2 separate regions of the Homo sapiens genome follow, and region 2 is linked to region 1. The links are chromatin loops, found by intact Hi-C in ENCODE. Cell type or tissue: OCI-LY7. All regions are shown on one strand.

Region 1 (8,000 bases):
ATCCAAAAGGCTGAGCCCGGAAAAAAGACGGGGCCTGGTTTTTAAGCATGCAGCTGTGCAAAACTTACAGGGCGGGCTTAGCAAGCTTACAGAAGCAGAACAAAGGCAGTTAATCAAACAGTGACAAGTGTATGACTCAAACATGTCTGATGACCTCTGCTGGGCCACCCAGCAGGCTCTCAGCAGATGGTAACTATTTTAGGCTTGCTCAGGCATGTCTTGTGACCTTCTCAGGGTCACACAGATGGAAAACAGGAACTTAAAAAATCCTTATAAACTTACAGAGATAGTTACAAAAATAGTTATGAGAGCAGAACAAAGAAATATTGGCCTGGGAAAGAATCTCAAAGGGGGAAGCTGATAAGAACTTGTTTTTCTCATCCCTGTTCCTGGAGTCCATTCCTTCTGGGCTCTTCCTGGCCTTGTATATAAAGTTATCTTAATTCTAGCACGGCCTTGGAGTGAGTCAGCCTGGAACAGGCAGGAACTTAGGTTTTTCTCTTTTTAATTTCTGCTTTAGTAGGCCAGGGTTCTGATTTTCACTGCTGAGAAAGTAAAGTGTGTTCAGGCTGCCCATGGTTCTGGGCCCCCCCGGGTCTCTGAGGAGGGCTGTCCCCTCCATCACAGAGAATATCAGGACACTAGCTTGTTCTAGTTATACTTACACACTCCTCTCATGTTGTCTATGGAGTGGTGGATGCTGCAGGGAGGGTGACATCCTAGTTAGTCCTAAGAGCCAGACTGCCTGAAGCTCACTATAACAAGTCCTGCCTTGGGGAAGAAGGAAGTGTGTCTCTGTGAACCTCCCACCTGGGCCGAAGGGAGGCCACTCTCTCTGCTGCCTCTCCCCAACCTTGGCCTTCTGTGCTCCTAGTGAACCTCTCACCCCCTGCCTACAGGCCTCGAATCTCAAGACCATGATGACCTCTGGTCACCCCTGAATCCAGAGCTTTCCTTTTACAAAGGGGAAACTGAGACCTGGAGCAGGGCTGATGTTCAGCCAGCGCACAACGGAATGGCCGAATTGGTGGTAAAATACTGAAATAGTTCCAGTGTGGATGGAAAGGGGCTGCTGCCCTAAGCATCTCTACTGCCCACCTCATCCCTTCCTCCAGGACCCTGGGTCAGCACCAGGAGCATCAAAGTGGCCAGGATTGGCCGGAGCCCATGCTAATGGCTCTGCCAGCCCTTCTCCCCACCAGAGAGGGCAGGGGGATTCAGGCCATCTAGAGGTAGCATTGTGACCGTATCTGCAGTAGTCAATCCTTGTGTGCCACGGTCCCTGACTTTGTTAATAAGGGCACCAGCCTACATCCCTCTGGTACTCAGTGATAAGCATCTAAAATCTTCTTAAAGAAAAAATTTAAAAAGCTTTCAAAATATATGACTTAACATATGAGGCTGCATAAACATCTCTAGTAGTTGTCCAACTGGTGCTTCTGGTTCTGCCTCCCCAGAAAGTGGATGACCTGGGCCACCCTCCACCACTGCCCTGTAAGGCCATGGGACACACAGCCCATCAGTTCTCTTCATGTGGTCATCCCCTGTTAGATGGGAGAAAATACACCTGCCTCATTTTTGTACCTTCTGTGTGAACATTCCACGACAGAACTTCACTAAATGTGTGATGAAGAACTGAATGAATGAATGAATATGAGAGAAAATGAATAAATGGCTCAGATCCTGGGCTGGAAGTCTGTGTATGAGGATGGTGGGTAAAGGAGGGTCTGTTTTTCTTGCCTTTAAGTCATTACTTCTCATTTTGGGGCAGGAGCACAGGCTTTGAATGCAGACCGACTGGACTTTAATTCTGGCTTTACTAGTTGTGATTGTGTGATCTTGTACATGTTACTTAAACCCTCTGTGCCTGTTTCTTTATCTGTAAAATGGAGATAATAAGATGTCAAAGGACTGTGGTAAGAATTAAATGCTTTAAACAAATCTCAGTTTGTATTAAGTCCTCAATAGATTGGGTTTAGCATCATGAGTGCATGTGTTTCTGGAGCAATGCTCATCTTGGGCTGGTACCTACACAGAGAAAGACTCTGGCCTCTTCTCATCCACATGTATCTGTCTTATGCCTGGTTCCCATTCCCAGGTCCTTGGAAGATCCATATTGCTGAAACAGTGAAGGGTGATAGGCACCTCAGGACAACTAAGTTGCTCCCCAAACATCTTCCCCCTCCCAAACGCCCCTGTGGTCTTTAGCATTTAACAGGAATCTCTCGACACTCTCAAGGGATGATCCTCTCATGGAAGACCAGTAGGGAGGAGGCTGCGGGAAAGGTCAGGCACTGTGCACTTCCCTGACAGCTGCATATGGTTCTGTTTCCAAGCCCACGGGTCACTACAAATAAGGCAAGTTATATGACATAATAATGTGATTCTTTGGTGCCTCAGTCCACACGGCACGTTAATACTCCTAGAGTGGATTGCATGGTGGTCTATCAAAAGATATGTCTACCTGGAATGTGTGAATGTGCCTTTATTTGGAAAACAATCTGCAGATGTAATTAAATCCAGCACCTTGAGATGATTAGGATGGGCCCTAAATCCAATGACAAGTATCCTTATAAGAAAAGCGGCAGGTAGGGCACAGTGGCTCACACATATAATCCCACCACTGAGGGAGGTAAGGTGGTGAGAGGATCACTTGAACTCCAGGCTTTCAAGACCTGCCTGGGCAACATGGTGAGACCCTGTCTCTCCAAAATGTATATAAAATATAATAGCCAGGCACGATGGCACCCGCCTGTAGTCCCAGCTACCAGCTACTCAGGAGGCTGAAGTGAGAGGGTAGCTTGAATCTGGGAGGTTGAGGCTTCAGTAAGCTGTGTTCATGACACTGCTCTCCAGCCTGGGGGGCCTCTCCAACCTGCACTAGAAGAGCTGGGCCCTGGCTCTGGGCACCATGCAGCCTCTGAGGTGAGGCTGAGCGCCAGTTTCTGCCCTCCTGCAGCTAGAGACCAACACCCTGACTTAGGCGTCGTGGAGGCTTCTGGCCCAAGGGTCCGCGCTGCTGGTGGAGCTGGCAGGGTCGGAGTTTGCCACAGCTGCTGCTGCGCGCCTTGTGCAGGTTACCACTGCAGCTGAATCTACAGCAGAGGCAGGCAGGGCTGGTCCCAGACAGCCTGGGGGTCGCTGAGTGGACGGTCCTTTCACCCTAGAGTCAGCTCTTTCTTGTAGGCGCCCAGATCAGGGTGTGCAGGCGCTGGGCACAGGGCAGCCGCCAGGAAATGGCTGAGCTGCCGGTTCCCGCCCTCCTGCAGCTGGGGCCGGACCACCTGAATTAGCCGCTGGGCGGCCTCTGGCCCTGGAGTCCGCCTGGCTGGTGTAAAAGCATGGTCTGGAGTTGCCATCAAGTCTGCTCCGCGCGCCATGTGCAGGTGGCTGCTGCAGCTGAGCCCATGACAGAGGCTGGCAAGGCGTTTCCGAGGCAGCCTCAGGGTCATTGAGTGGAGCACTATCCCACCCTAGGGTCCGCTCTTCCTTTGCCTGAGCCCAGAGTTCGGGTCGCGGGCACTGGGAACTGTGCAGCCAAGGAGACTGGGCCGAGGGCAAAGGTTTCTGCCCTGCTGCAGCTGCGGGGCTGACTGCCTGAATTAGGCGCTGAGGCGGCCTTGTCCCCCGTGTCAGGGCTCTGGTGCAGGCAAAGTGCCGGGTTGCTCTGCTGCTGTCGCGCCCTTGTACAGGTGGCAGCTGCAGCTGAGCTCTCAGTAGAAGCCGGCAGGGTTGGTCCCAGAAAGCCTGAGGATCGCGGTGTGCACCACCCTCTCAGCCTAGGGTGGACTCTTCCTTGGCCCGCGCCCAGAGCTCGGGGTTTCGGGCGCTGGGCCCTGTGCAGCTGCCCAGAATAGGCTGTGCGGCTGGTTCCCGCCCTGGCAAGGCATCCAGCTATGGAATCTGCACTGCTGTTGGGGGCAGGTAAGGTCGGAGGAGGGGGGTGTGGTTTCCACCATTGCTAACGGGCGCCACCTGGCGATGGTAGCTGCAGCTGAGAGCATGGCAGAGGCTGGCAGGGCTGGTCCCAGACACCCTGAGGGTCGCTGAGTGCACCGCCCTACCCCCTAGGGTCTGCTGTTCCTTAGACTGCTCCCAGGACGTGGTGTGCGAGCGCTAGACACAGAGCAGCCTCCAGGATGGGGCTGAGCGGCCGATTCCCGCCTTGCTGCAGCTACAGTCTGAATTAGGCTCCACCGCAGTATCTGGCCCTAGGGTTCGTGCTACTGGTGGCATGGACAGAGATGGGGGCTGCCACAGCTGCTATGGGGCTGAGCAGCCGATTCCCGCCCTCTTGCAGCTATGGGACCGACCACCTGACTTAAGTGCCTTGGAGGCGTCCGGCCCTGGGGTCTTTGCTGCTGGTGTCTGAGGGCAGGGGCAGGGCTGCCACTGCTACTGCCCTGTGCCATGCGCAGGCGCCAGCTGCAGCTGAGCCCAAGGCAGATGCTGGCAGGGCTGGTGTGAGGCTGCCCAGGGGTGGGTGAGTGCACCTCCCTTCCACCCTAGGGTCCGTTATTCCTAGACCAGCGCCCAGATTGCGGGGTCGTGGGCGTTGGACACTGTGCAGCCATGAGGATCTGGTTGAGCGCAGATTCCTGCCCTCCTGCGGCTGAGAGGCCAACCTCCTAACATGCGCTGCAGTGACCTCTGGCTCTGGGGTCCGCGTTCTTGCTGGAGCTGGCAGAGACCAGAGCTGCCACCAATGCTGCTTCCAGGAGTGTGCATGTGGCAGCTGCCGCTGATCCCGCGGCGGAGGATGGCAGGGCTTGTTCCAGAAGGCTTGAGGGTCCGCGAGTGCACCGCCCTCCCACCCTAAGGTCTAGTCTTCCTTGCCCGCGCCCAGAGAGTGGGATTACGGGCGCTGAGCACAGTGCAGGCGCTGGGATGGGGCTGAGCTGCAGGTTTCCCCCCTCTGGCTGCTGGGGGGCCGACCGCCTGAGTTAGGGGACGCGGCGGCTTTTGGTCATGGGGTCTGCACTGCCGGTGGCTTGCACAGGGTCGGGGGCTGCCACAGCTGCTATAGTTCACCGTGTGCACTTGGCAGCCGCCCCTGAGCCCACCGCTGAGGCCGCAGGGCTGGTCCTGTCCCAGACGGCCTGAGGGTCACTTGCCCGCGCCCAGAGCACCGGGTGGCGGGAGCTGGGCACTGTGCAGCCTCCGGGAATCCGCTGAAGGGCGCGTTGCAGCTCTCCTGCAGCTGTGGGCCGACTGCCTGACTTTGGCCACTAGGTGGCCTCTGGCGCTAGGGTTTCCGGGCCGCTGGTGTCGGCGGGCGGAGTCCGGGTTTGCCACCGCTGCCCACAGGCTCACCATGGCCTGAGTAAATGCTCGCACTGCTCATACATCCATTTTTAAAAATTGGGTTGAACATGAGAACATAATCATTCATATTTTATCCATTTGCATGTATTCGATAACATCCTTTCCCTGTTCTTGTCTCTGCTTTGCAGCCTTTTTCTTCAAAGAATGAATGTTTCCATGTTTTATACCCACAGAATTTCTGGTTTTTCCCGTTGGAGCCCAAGGAGCAAGGGCAGAATGAGGAACATGATGTTCCTTACAAACAGTTACTCATGAGGCTGCAGCACAGAAACTGCAATAAATGTCAGTTACAAAGTGTCCATGTGCATTTTAAATTGATGGTTATTAAAATCCTTCTTTATCTATAGGGGATCTAAAAAATTAAACAATTCGTAATTTAAACACAGTTGCCAGGTAGCCTGAGTCAAAAATCAGGAGAGGCTCCATGGTCTGAAGTCTCCTAGTGCTCACCTTGGTGAGGGTCTAGTTGCCTAATGGGTTGGTGTAATGAAGTCATTCTAACACAAGCAAAACACGACTCCCTTAGTTATTCAAAAAATCAGGAAATAGAAAAAAATAAATGAGAATAAAATATTGACAGGAGAGAAAAATGAAGAGTTAATTGGCGATTTGAAGGAGGTGAAATGGACAAAAAGTAAATTTAGCAATTAGAATTTAAAGTCAGTAGATAATTAAGTCGAATAATTTATTCTTATGTCCATGTATTTTGGTTTTAAAGTTTTGATTAATACTCACTCAACACTAATTTCTAACAAATTAGAATATTATCACATTGTCTATTTTTACCAGTGAGCTTGTAATAAAGATCCACTAGTAATCTTAGTACACCAAAAGAAGCCCATAGAATAAACTAATTTTTAAAGAGTCACATTTTATTCAATGCCTATTTGTACATGTTACTAGCAATAAACTCTTTTATCTTTAATTTTGAGAAGTTTTACAAATACAGCAAAGCAGAATGACTAATAGAGCCGGTAACCAGGACACAGATTTGGAAAAATAGGTCTAATTGGTTGTTACACTGTGTTTATATCATACATTTCGCTTATTTTTATCAAAGAAAAATCAGAATTTATAAAATGTTAATTAAAAGGAAAACATTCTGAGTAAATTTAGTCCCGTGTTTCTTCCTCCAAATCTCTTTGTTCTACACTAACAGGTCAGGATAAGTATGGATGGGGAGGCTGGAAAAAGGGCATCCTTCCCCATGCGGTCCCCAGAGCCACCCTCTCCAAGCAGGACTTGGGGAACATCCTTCTCCATCTGGGACCTGAAGGATGTCCTTCTCCACCCAGGACTTGGGAGGTGTCTTATCCACCCAGGACTTGAGGGGGATCCTATTCCATTCAGGAGTGGGGGAAATTCTTCTTCATCTGGACTTGGGGGGCATCCTTCTCCATTTAGGACTTGGGGGGCATCTTTCTTCATCCAGGACTGGGGGGTTATCCTTCTCCATCCAGGACTGGGGGTTGTCTTTCTCCATCCAAGACTGGGGGGTTATCCTTCTCCATTCAGGACTTGGGGGACATCCTTTCCCATCCAGTAACTAGGGGGCATCCTTCTCCATCCAGGACTGAGGGGGATATCCTTCTCCATCTAGGACTGGGGGGCATCCTTCTCCATCCAGTATTGGGGGTCATCCTCCTCCATCCAGGACCTGAGGGGTGTCCTTTTCTGCGCTTCCTTGGATGGCAGGCTTTCCTATGCAGTCATTCAGAAAGTCAGGCTGACACATGTTGTCGTCTTGAACTCTGGAATCTCATCTCTATTCTAGGTGAATCCCTTCATGTTTATAGTGATTTACCATTAAATCACTGTGCCGTTTTTTCCTAAAATATATGGGGCGTGTTTTTTGTTCTGACTTCTGTTAGTCCTTTGGTCCCTAGCTCCAGTTTTTTTGTAATTTCTTTTGCAACCTAATATGGGTCCCATTTAGTAAGTATTACATATATTAGAAAATGTATATTCAGCATTTGTTGTGATTTTAAAATATTTTATAAACACATAACATCTTTGTCTATTTCCCATTTAAATTCAGAAGTATGAGTTCCAGCATCCCTCTCTAGACCTGCTCTTCCTGTTAGTTTCTTTGTACGTCCTGGAGGCGAGGCCAGCGTTGGACTTGACGTTGCTTCACCTACTCGGTTCTATTGTCCCTCCATGTGCAGTGTCTATCCTGTTGTTTATTATTTCTTCCTTAAATTTTATTTGAACTAAAATTAATTTTGTGGTAGCAGCTTGCTTTCTGTGAATATTTACTTAAAATTTTTATTCCCATTATTTTTCTTTCTTTAATTTGAAAGTGCTGCTTTGTTATTAACAATTTTGTATTTTAATATATGAGGTTAATCCCTCTAGGTTTGGTAGGAAAAAGTGATATATTTGAACTTATTTCTATCACTTGATTTTGGATTTTGTATCCCAAAACCTTATCCTCAATTCTCTTTTCCTTTTTTCAGATTTCTTTTCTTTTCTTTTTTTTGGGGAGCGGGGGGATGGAGTTTTGATCTTGTTGCCTAGGCTGGAGTGCAACGGGGTGATCTCGGCTCACCACAACCTCTGCCTCTCAGGTTCAAGCGATTCTTCTGCCATAGCCTCCAAGTAGCTGGGATTACAAGCATGTGCCGCCACACCTGGCTAATTTTGTATTTTTAGTACAGACAGAGTTTCTCGAA
Region 2 (8,000 bases), 520 kb before region 1:
ATGACTTTTTTGTTTTATTTATTTATTTATTTATTTATTTATTTATTTAGAGACGGAGTCTCACTCTGTTGCCCATGCTGGAGTGCAGTGGCGTCATCTCGGCTCATTGCAAGCTCTGCCTCCTGGGTTCACGCCATTCTTCTGCCTCAGCCTCCCAAGTAGCTGGGATTACAGGTGCCCGCCACCACACCTGGCTAATTTTTTGTATTTTTAGTAGAGATGGGGTTTCACCATGTTAGCCAGGCTGGTCTCAATCTCCCGACCTCATGATCCGCCCGCCTTGGCCTCCCAAAGTATTGGGATTACAGGAGTGAGCCACCACGCTCGACCGAAAAGCTCTATTTCTTGTTCAAGTCGCAGTCCATTGTGGGTTCATAAGGGATGAGAGGCTTCTGCTCCAGGCTGTCATTCAGGGACCAAAACTGCTTTTATCTCTTTGCCTTGGAATCTGCTGTGGGAACTTATACAACCTGCTGGAAGAAAAGACAGTGAAGACACACCCATCCTCAGCTCTGGAGTGGCGCTCCCCTTCCAGTGGTGAGGGCTAATCATGTGGCCTGGGCTCAGTGCTTGAGGTCTGGGAAGTATCGTCTGAACCCAGGAAGAAATGGCCCTCGCCTCAGCTGCTGATAACAGGCCGTAGTTAATGACAGATCATGATCATCAAGTATCGCCAATTCTCGGTGGAAGTTGGGTTTGTATTTACTTTGTACAGTTTTTACTGATTAATAAAGCCAGTGGTTGCAAATTACAAGCAAATTGTTAGTTCACACAACACAAATGTCATTTGGTCACTGATATTTTCGTTGCTGTTAAATCGTTTCTTTCCCCACTTACCAACTGTTGTGGATGGGCCTAGAGAAGATATTCACCCTTTCCAGCAAGGAATATAGTTCCTCCATCCATTTGTCCTTTATTACATTACAGTCATGCTGAGGATGACTGCGTTATTGCCCCTGGTTGTCCTGCTCCCCCTTCCCTGTGAGCGGCCTATAAGTTCCTGCCTGGTGCTGAGAGCCTGCCCATGCCATCTTGCCCACCGGAGGAACAGAGTCCAAGCCTAGCGGGTGGTGTGCCATGCCTGGGGGAAGGGGGTGTGAGTGTGTCATGTTTGAGCAGGTGCTGTAGGAAGCAGAGGGGGCTTCTCCAGCCTTCTCATCCTTTTCACCACTGCAGGAGCTGTCCCTCCTCTGTGGTCCCAGATAAGACTCATGGGGCAGAGCCTTCACAGCTGCCCCTCAGGGGCTCCATGTCACGGAAGGCAGGGGGAGCATTGTTTGCCGTACAGTAAAGCTGACCAGGATGAGCTGCCGCTGGGTGCTGTGCCAGGTGAGGGGGCACAGCAGTCAGCGAGACCATACTTGGGGAGGGGGACAGTGCTCCCACTGCCCAGGCCTCACCAGAGCAAGGGGTCCAGATAACACCACACCACGTGGGGTCCCAGGGTCGGGGCTTGCCCTTCTGAGCCTTTTCATGTCTGTGAATGGCTGGAGGGAAGGGGGTGATACCAAGCCCACAGGGCTGGTAGAGGACTAAGTGACCTGAGTGTGCAGGAAGGCCGAGCACGGTGCTGGGCACACTGAGTCCTCTGCAGATTTGACCCTCTGTTCCTCTTTTCCTGAGCTTCTCTTCTGTTATTTGTAAAACTGGGTGACAGTTCGTGTCTCCATTGCCCTCAAAGGTGAGACCACTCACTTCTTGTTCTCATGGCCAAGGAAGGCCCTGCCACGCCTGAGCTTTGCAGGTGGGAAGGGCTTCCTCTGCCCCTCCAGGGAATGTAAACATGGAGTCTTGGCATTTCTGTGTTCCCCGGACCTTTTATTAGTCTTTGCATAATCCCCCACTTTTACTCTTCTTGCAGAACTTTCTCCCTTCAACCACTAACCTAAGCTGGTGGAGGTGGGGGTAATGAGGCATGGTGGCAGTGATGCCTGGCCTGAGCCATCACCGGGCATTTACCAGCTGCATGCTCTGGGGGGCGGCTCGCCGCTGCGTTTCCCCTTTTGTTTACGACAGGTACAGTAGGAGCACCCTGAAGGACTGTGATGTGCATTCACTGAGTCAGCACAGATGGGAGGCATGGAGAGTGGTGCTGGGAACCTTTGTAACTACTGACAATAAATGTTTCTTATGATGCAGGCTTACAGATGAGGGACAGATGTGGTGTACCCTGAGGCACCTGGGTAGGCCTGAGGTCCTGCCTGGCTTGGTGGCTGGCTCTGGGACCTGTGGGACCCCAGCAGGCAGGGAGGAGGCAGTGTGGGCTGGGCTGGGGCAGAGGCTACTCTGCCACCTTGCTCTCATTTTACCTGGTATTGGGGGCACAAGTTGGCCACCTTGCCAAGGTCTTGGGAATCCTGAGGTCCAAACTCCAGTGGACAGGAGCAGGTTAGAAATGCATATTCCTGGTCGGGCGCAGTGGCTCACAGCTGTAATCCCAGCATTTTAGAAGGCCGAGGTGGGCGGATCACAAGGTCAGGAGACAGAGACCATCCTGGCTAACACAGTGAAACCCCGTCTCTACTAAAACTACAAAAAATTAGCCGGGCACGGTGGTGGGCGCCTGTAGTCCCAGCTACTCAACGAGGCTGAGGCAGGAGAATGGCGTGAACCTGGGAGGCGGAGTTTGCAGTGAGCTGAGATTGCGACACTACAGCCTGGGCGATAGAGCAAGACTCCATCTAAAAAAAAAAAAAAAAAAAAAAAAAAAGAAATGCATATTCCTGGGACTTAAAGCCACAACGTCCTGAGGGGGTCTCGGGTGGCCCGAGTCTGCATTTCCACCTGCCCTCAGGTGATTCTGTGCAGCCTTGACTCCCCTGGTCTTGGCCTCCAAGGCCTGCCCTTTCTGAGGCCTCTGCCTTCCTCTCTCCTCTCCCTCCCTGCTCAACTCACTGATGTCCACTGAGCTGCTGGACAGGCGTCCCCTCCTCTAGGAGGCCTCCTGGCCTTCCCTCCAGCTCAGCACGATGCTGAGGAGCGACACTGGACAGTACGGCCTCCTCCCCTCCTGTGGTGCTGCTGAGTCCAGGGACAGTCACTGGCCAGTGGGAGGCAGGAAGGGGCCCAGCACTGGCTTTGCATGGCTCTCTGGGCGTGCCCCTGCCTGGGAAGTGGGAATCAGGTGAGAGGCACCTCCTCCTGGGCCCCAGGAGAGCTGGCAGCTCCATCAGACCCTCCACTGCTATGTCATCAGAATGACATTTCTCAAACAGGGTCACCTCCAAAGGGCAGTGAGCTAGGTGCTCCTAGGTAGCACCCCAGGCAGGCCCTGCCCAGTTCTTTCACTAACCTGTCAGAGGCCAGGTGAGCAGCTTGTGTGTTCCTGGTTCAGTCCCCTGGCAGGCGTGCTAGGCAGGGCCCATTCTCAGGAGCCGTCTTGCCTACCTGGTGCAGACACACCCAGGCTATGACCTGCTCAACAGATGTGCAGCAGGGACCCCTAGGGAGGACTCTGGGGCTGCACTGAATTCAAATCTTTATCACTTCTGTGGGCATGGATGTGGATAGCGTGGGAACGTGGCCTCTCTAGCCTCAGTGGCCTCCTTTATAAGGAAGGTATAGTAATAACAGTACCACCCAGTAGGCACCCAGTAGGAGCAGAGACATCCCTCCATTCCTTTCCCAGACCCATGGCTTGGTCCCAGACCAGCAGCACAGCAGCCTCTGGGAGCCTCTTAGAAATGCTGATTTTCCAGCAGTTCTGGATCTCCCAAGTCAGTGACAGCCCTCAGGGTGATGCCATTACAGGTTCAAATTTGAGGACCACTGGTCTAGAATGGACTCCCTCTCTCCCACTCCCCCTTTCTCTCTCCCCCTTCCTGCGCTCACTCCTGCTCAACGGCACTTCCTCTGTGCAGCTGCTAGTTCTGAGGGCTGCCACCAGGTGTCAGGGCAGCCTCAGGAATGTTCCGGCTGCCACACCTCCCTCGCCAGCCTGGCCCCTGCTACATCTCAGGAGAGGTCCTGAGAGGGTAAAGGGCTTCTGAGCTTCTCACAGGATGAATGCTTCCCTGTGCTTTTCTGACTGCTCAGGGTGAGTCATCTGGGCCCGAAGGTGGCAGATATGTCAGCGTCCTGTGTGGTGGGGACAGGGACAGCCCCACAGCACCTAGTGGGATGTTGTGAGATTTGCGGGGCACGCCCAACTCCTCCTCTACTACTGCCGAGTCCTCACTGTCTTATTCTGCCCTAGGAGGCTTCTCCAACCACCCTGCTCTGTCCCCATTGTGACTCCTGGCCACGGCCTCTGACCCTCCACCCAGTCCCGTCGTCACGGTGGGGCCTCCGAAGGCCTGTCCTGCTGTGCCAATGCTGAGGCCGACTTTGGGCTATTGGTCCAGGCCCTGCCCGGCCCTGTAACTACACGTCCCTAACCGCCACCACAGGCTTGGTGGACCAAAAGCCTCCTACTGAACACAGCCCAGCAGGCTTTGCCCACAGTCCCCTCCCAGCTTGCCCACTCCAGCTCCCCTGAGTTCAAGGCCAGCCCACACCCCCGGACGCACTGGACACCCTCCCGGGCGCCGGTGGAGGAGGCTGAGTAGGGCAGGCAAGGTCTCTGCCTGCAGCCACACCAACCCAGCCGCTATCCTCCCAGCGGGGCTGGGCAGAGCATCGGGAGGACTGCCCGGGTCGCGGAAGGGCGTGCGCTGGATTCCAGGCGAGGAGCTGCTGTGCGAGGCCCGCAGGCGGGCTCAGGCGGGAGTGGCTATGGGCCGTGGGCTGCGAGGGCAGAGAACTTTGGAAAGCGATTTGGGGATGGCAGCTGTGTGGCCACACCGCGGGAGCCCTTGAGATGGCTGGCTGCAGGGCGGCTATCGGGTGGGGGGAAGTGATTTCTGGCAGAGCTCCTGGGCCTTGTGCGGGGGTGCTCGTAGGTGATGCTGTGGGGCAGAGACTTAGGAGTGTGGTTGTGAAGGGCGAGATTTCTGCTGAACATCCGAGTGGGAATGTCCGGAGGTCAGTTCAGAGGCCTGGGCACAGTAGCAACAGAGGGCGCGGGGGCAAGGCGGGTTGGGCACGTGGAGGGCATCGGTGTCCCTGCCACGTTTCAGTGGAAAGCCGAGTGAACTGGAGTTGGGGATGGGGGAGGCCGTGAGTCCAGTTCCCTGCACCTTCTGGAGCCTCCCTCCCCAGACCCCTCCTGACAGGGGCTGGGCCTCTCCCAGGGGGCCTCGCGCAGCTCCGGCCCTGAGCATAGGCGCGGTGGAGGCTGAGGGTCCAGCCCCTCGAGGTCCGCGCCCGCTACTTCCGCTCTCTGCGGGGCTGTCCTTCCCTCATCGGTGTCCGCTGCGGCCCTGCGGCCGGCCCGGCAGCACGAGGGAGCCAGGGGGCACGGTCCTGCCCTCAGGAGGCTCCACGTGGACACTGCGCAGCTGGCCTTGAGGCACGCGCGTGCGTGTTCATGTGTGCGTGCGTGCATGTGCGTGCTTGTTCATGTGTGCGTGCGTGTGCGCGTGCGCGCGCTCTTTGCCCCCACACCGTCACTCCTGCACCCTGCATCTAATGTCCAGAGAGGTGATTATCATCTCCACTCCCAATTCACACCTGGCCCTGAGTCAGCTACATGAGTGGTCCAGGCCTGGCTGTCCTGGGTCTTGTGTGCCACGTGGCACAACACCGGGTCTGTAAGAGAAGCCGTGCCACCAGCCTTGGGAGGCAGCGCCTGCTGGGTGGGGTCTCCAGAGGAGAGCTCCAGAGAGAGAAAGGCCGAGCTGCCTCCACCTCCCCCAAAATCCTCCCTGAACCTCAGCAATCACGTCTGTAAATGGGACAATGACAGCGTCAGCCTTAGAGAGTTGCTGGAGTGAGGAACGAACACACACGGGACCACTTAGAAGACTGTTGGGCGCAGAGCTCTCAGGGCTGCTCTGAGGACCACGTTTACAGATGAGGACTCAGAGCGGGAGATGCCAGTACAGCAGGGGCTCTCAGCCACCCTCTCCCAGAGGCAGGTCCCAACGGACCTTGGTGCCAGCTTGGACGCTACGCTCAGCAGTTGTGGAGTTGATTAATAACATTCTGTCCCACATTCGCGGATTGGAAAGTAATGCCTGATTAAGACCCTAAGCATGTCACTTGTGGCAAACACTCAGGCTATCTTCGAGGGGGCAGCATTGACTTCAGGGCTGAAGTCTTGGCTGGTTTTCCTGGGACACACCTTGAAGGCAGCAGAAGCCCTGCTACCATGAAACAGGAAAGGCCAAGGAGTTTGTGCTGGTCCTCAGGCCCTCAGCCCCTAGGAGGCTGGAGGTGGAGACTGGCCCTTAGGCGGTGGCACCATGCCTGAGCATGAGGGGACACCTGGGGCACCCTGTGAGGTGGGGGCAGAAGGGTGGAAGGCTGCGGGGAGGTGGGGGTGGACCGGCTGCAGACAGAAGAGCTACACTTTCAGTTTCTGTTTCCTCCAAATTACTGATCAAACCCCCTGGGGTGCTGTGGCCGCACCATGCTCCAAGCCCTGTCCTGGAGGGTTTCCTTCAGTGGGCCTGGGCCATGGGTTTCAGCAGAATGTGAGGATGAGCTGAGCTAGGAGTGGGTGTGGGCACCAGGCTGGCCTTGTTCTGCCATGTGCACCGGCCGTTCTCTCTCAGCAGCCCCAGGCCACACAGCAGGGACGGCAGGAGCGGGGTTTTCTGAGGCCGGTGTAACTCCAGAGCCTGCCCTCCTCACCTCATGCAGCCGGTGGACATGAGGCCAGCCCTCTGCTGGCCAGGCCCGGGCCTGCTGGATGGGCACAGCACCCCTGGGGAGGTTGGGGGTGGGGACATTCATTCACTTTAGCCATGGAAGGGAGACCTGCCTTAGCGGTCCTTGTGTTGTGTGGAGGCTGTGACCAAAAGTAAAGTGAGGGCCTCTTTGTGCAGGGTCTTAGGGCATTCTGCATTCATTCATTCCCTTAGTCCCTCATCAAACATGCCCTGAGCAACTAACTGCTCCACACCTGGTCCTGGGCTGGGCATGGCCAGGCTCTAGGAGCTTGTCTGGTAGCTGTGCATGAGTCAGAAAATGGAGCCCCTTCCTCTAGTGAATCTCCTTGTGCCGGGTGATGGGCTGGAAGCAGAGTGCACCTGGACTGACCCCATCCCCGCTGGACCTCTGCCAGGCATTTTTGCTCCCTAAACAACGCCACAGCCACATGAGGCACCGCGGGCAGTCGGGCCTCCTATAGCCAGGCCCTTGGCTGTGGCCTGTCATCTAGGGGCTGTCCCATCCCCTAGTAGGATCCACACTTAGGGACTCTGCTCCATCGTGCTCAGGAGCTCCCACCACCACGTGGCCCAGCCGCCCACACCTCCACCTGTGCTCCATTCTTTCCACCTCCTTTATCAACCCCCTGCCCACCTATTGCTTGTGGTTAAGCCCTGCCCTCTTCCTGGCCACATGATGTGCCTGCTCTTGGCCACCCCATGGGCTCCTTGGTGACTGTGCCAGTTCAGTGCCCCTCCTGGATCTCCTGGCCCAGGAACTCCCCATTGAATGTGCCTTCACAGCTTTCCGTCAGTCCAGCCTTGCTCTGCTCAGGGATTGTGAATGCAGAGATCTGGGCCAGTTTTGAGGGTGTAGTGTGGTGGACACCTCCCACACTGCCATCTATCGGGAGGGCAGCTTGACAGTATGTATTGAAATCCTTAAAAATGTGCATACTCTGACCATGTCCTTATGGGTATCCATCTCAAAAAAGATAACCCCAAAAGGGAAAAATGTCTCCTACACAAAGTTGCTCATCATGCATACCTAGCTGAAAATTGTTAACATCTTAAATGTCCAATAATGGGAATAAAGTAAATCATGGCACAAAGAATCATTTCAGAACTAATGGAAGTAAATGAAGACCATGAAGATCATAACGGCTGAGTGAAAAACAATCAGGTGAGTGGTGCTATGCATATTAGCATAAGGAGCTGAATGCTCCCCGGGGAAGCTCCAAGAAGGATGCGGCACTGCTCACACTGTGATCGCTCACCTCCACAGCTGTAAATAGTAAATAAATGTGT

The links. Peaks named below come from ENCODE experiments on the same cell type or tissue, not always from the same donor. Only the 100,000 strongest peaks of a DNase experiment are listed, where the experiment ranks them.
Region 2: a loop joins it to region 1, with 10 times the contacts of the local background. A loop is called at or near these places in 39 of 110 quality-filtered maps.

The regions. Positions count from the first base shown.
Region 1 is chr2:131,668,899-131,676,898 of GRCh38, forward strand. No RefSeq gene overlaps it. Among named protein-coding and RNA genes, the nearest start is that of LINC03124, 9.6 kb to the right of the region's middle. RefSeq lists a cis regulatory region at 1-305 and enhancers at 98-277, 3,475-4,113, 3,639-3,938, 4,114-4,753, 4,754-5,391. In OCI-LY7, CTCF peaks have their summits at 3,950 (motif pointing left), 4,154, 5,254 (motif pointing right) and 5,463; DNase peaks (open chromatin) are centred at 143, 3,343, 3,703 and 5,233; H3K4me3 peaks cover 2,495 bases; H3K27ac peaks cover 2,131 bases.
Region 2 is chr2:131,150,282-131,158,281 of GRCh38, forward strand. No RefSeq gene overlaps it. Among named protein-coding and RNA genes, the nearest start is that of PLEKHB2, 49 kb to the left of the region's middle. RefSeq lists enhancers at 4,073-4,342, 6,316-6,485. In OCI-LY7, CTCF peaks have their summits at 2,011, 2,212, 3,879 (motif pointing right) and 4,085; DNase peaks (open chromatin) are centred at 1,970 and 3,910.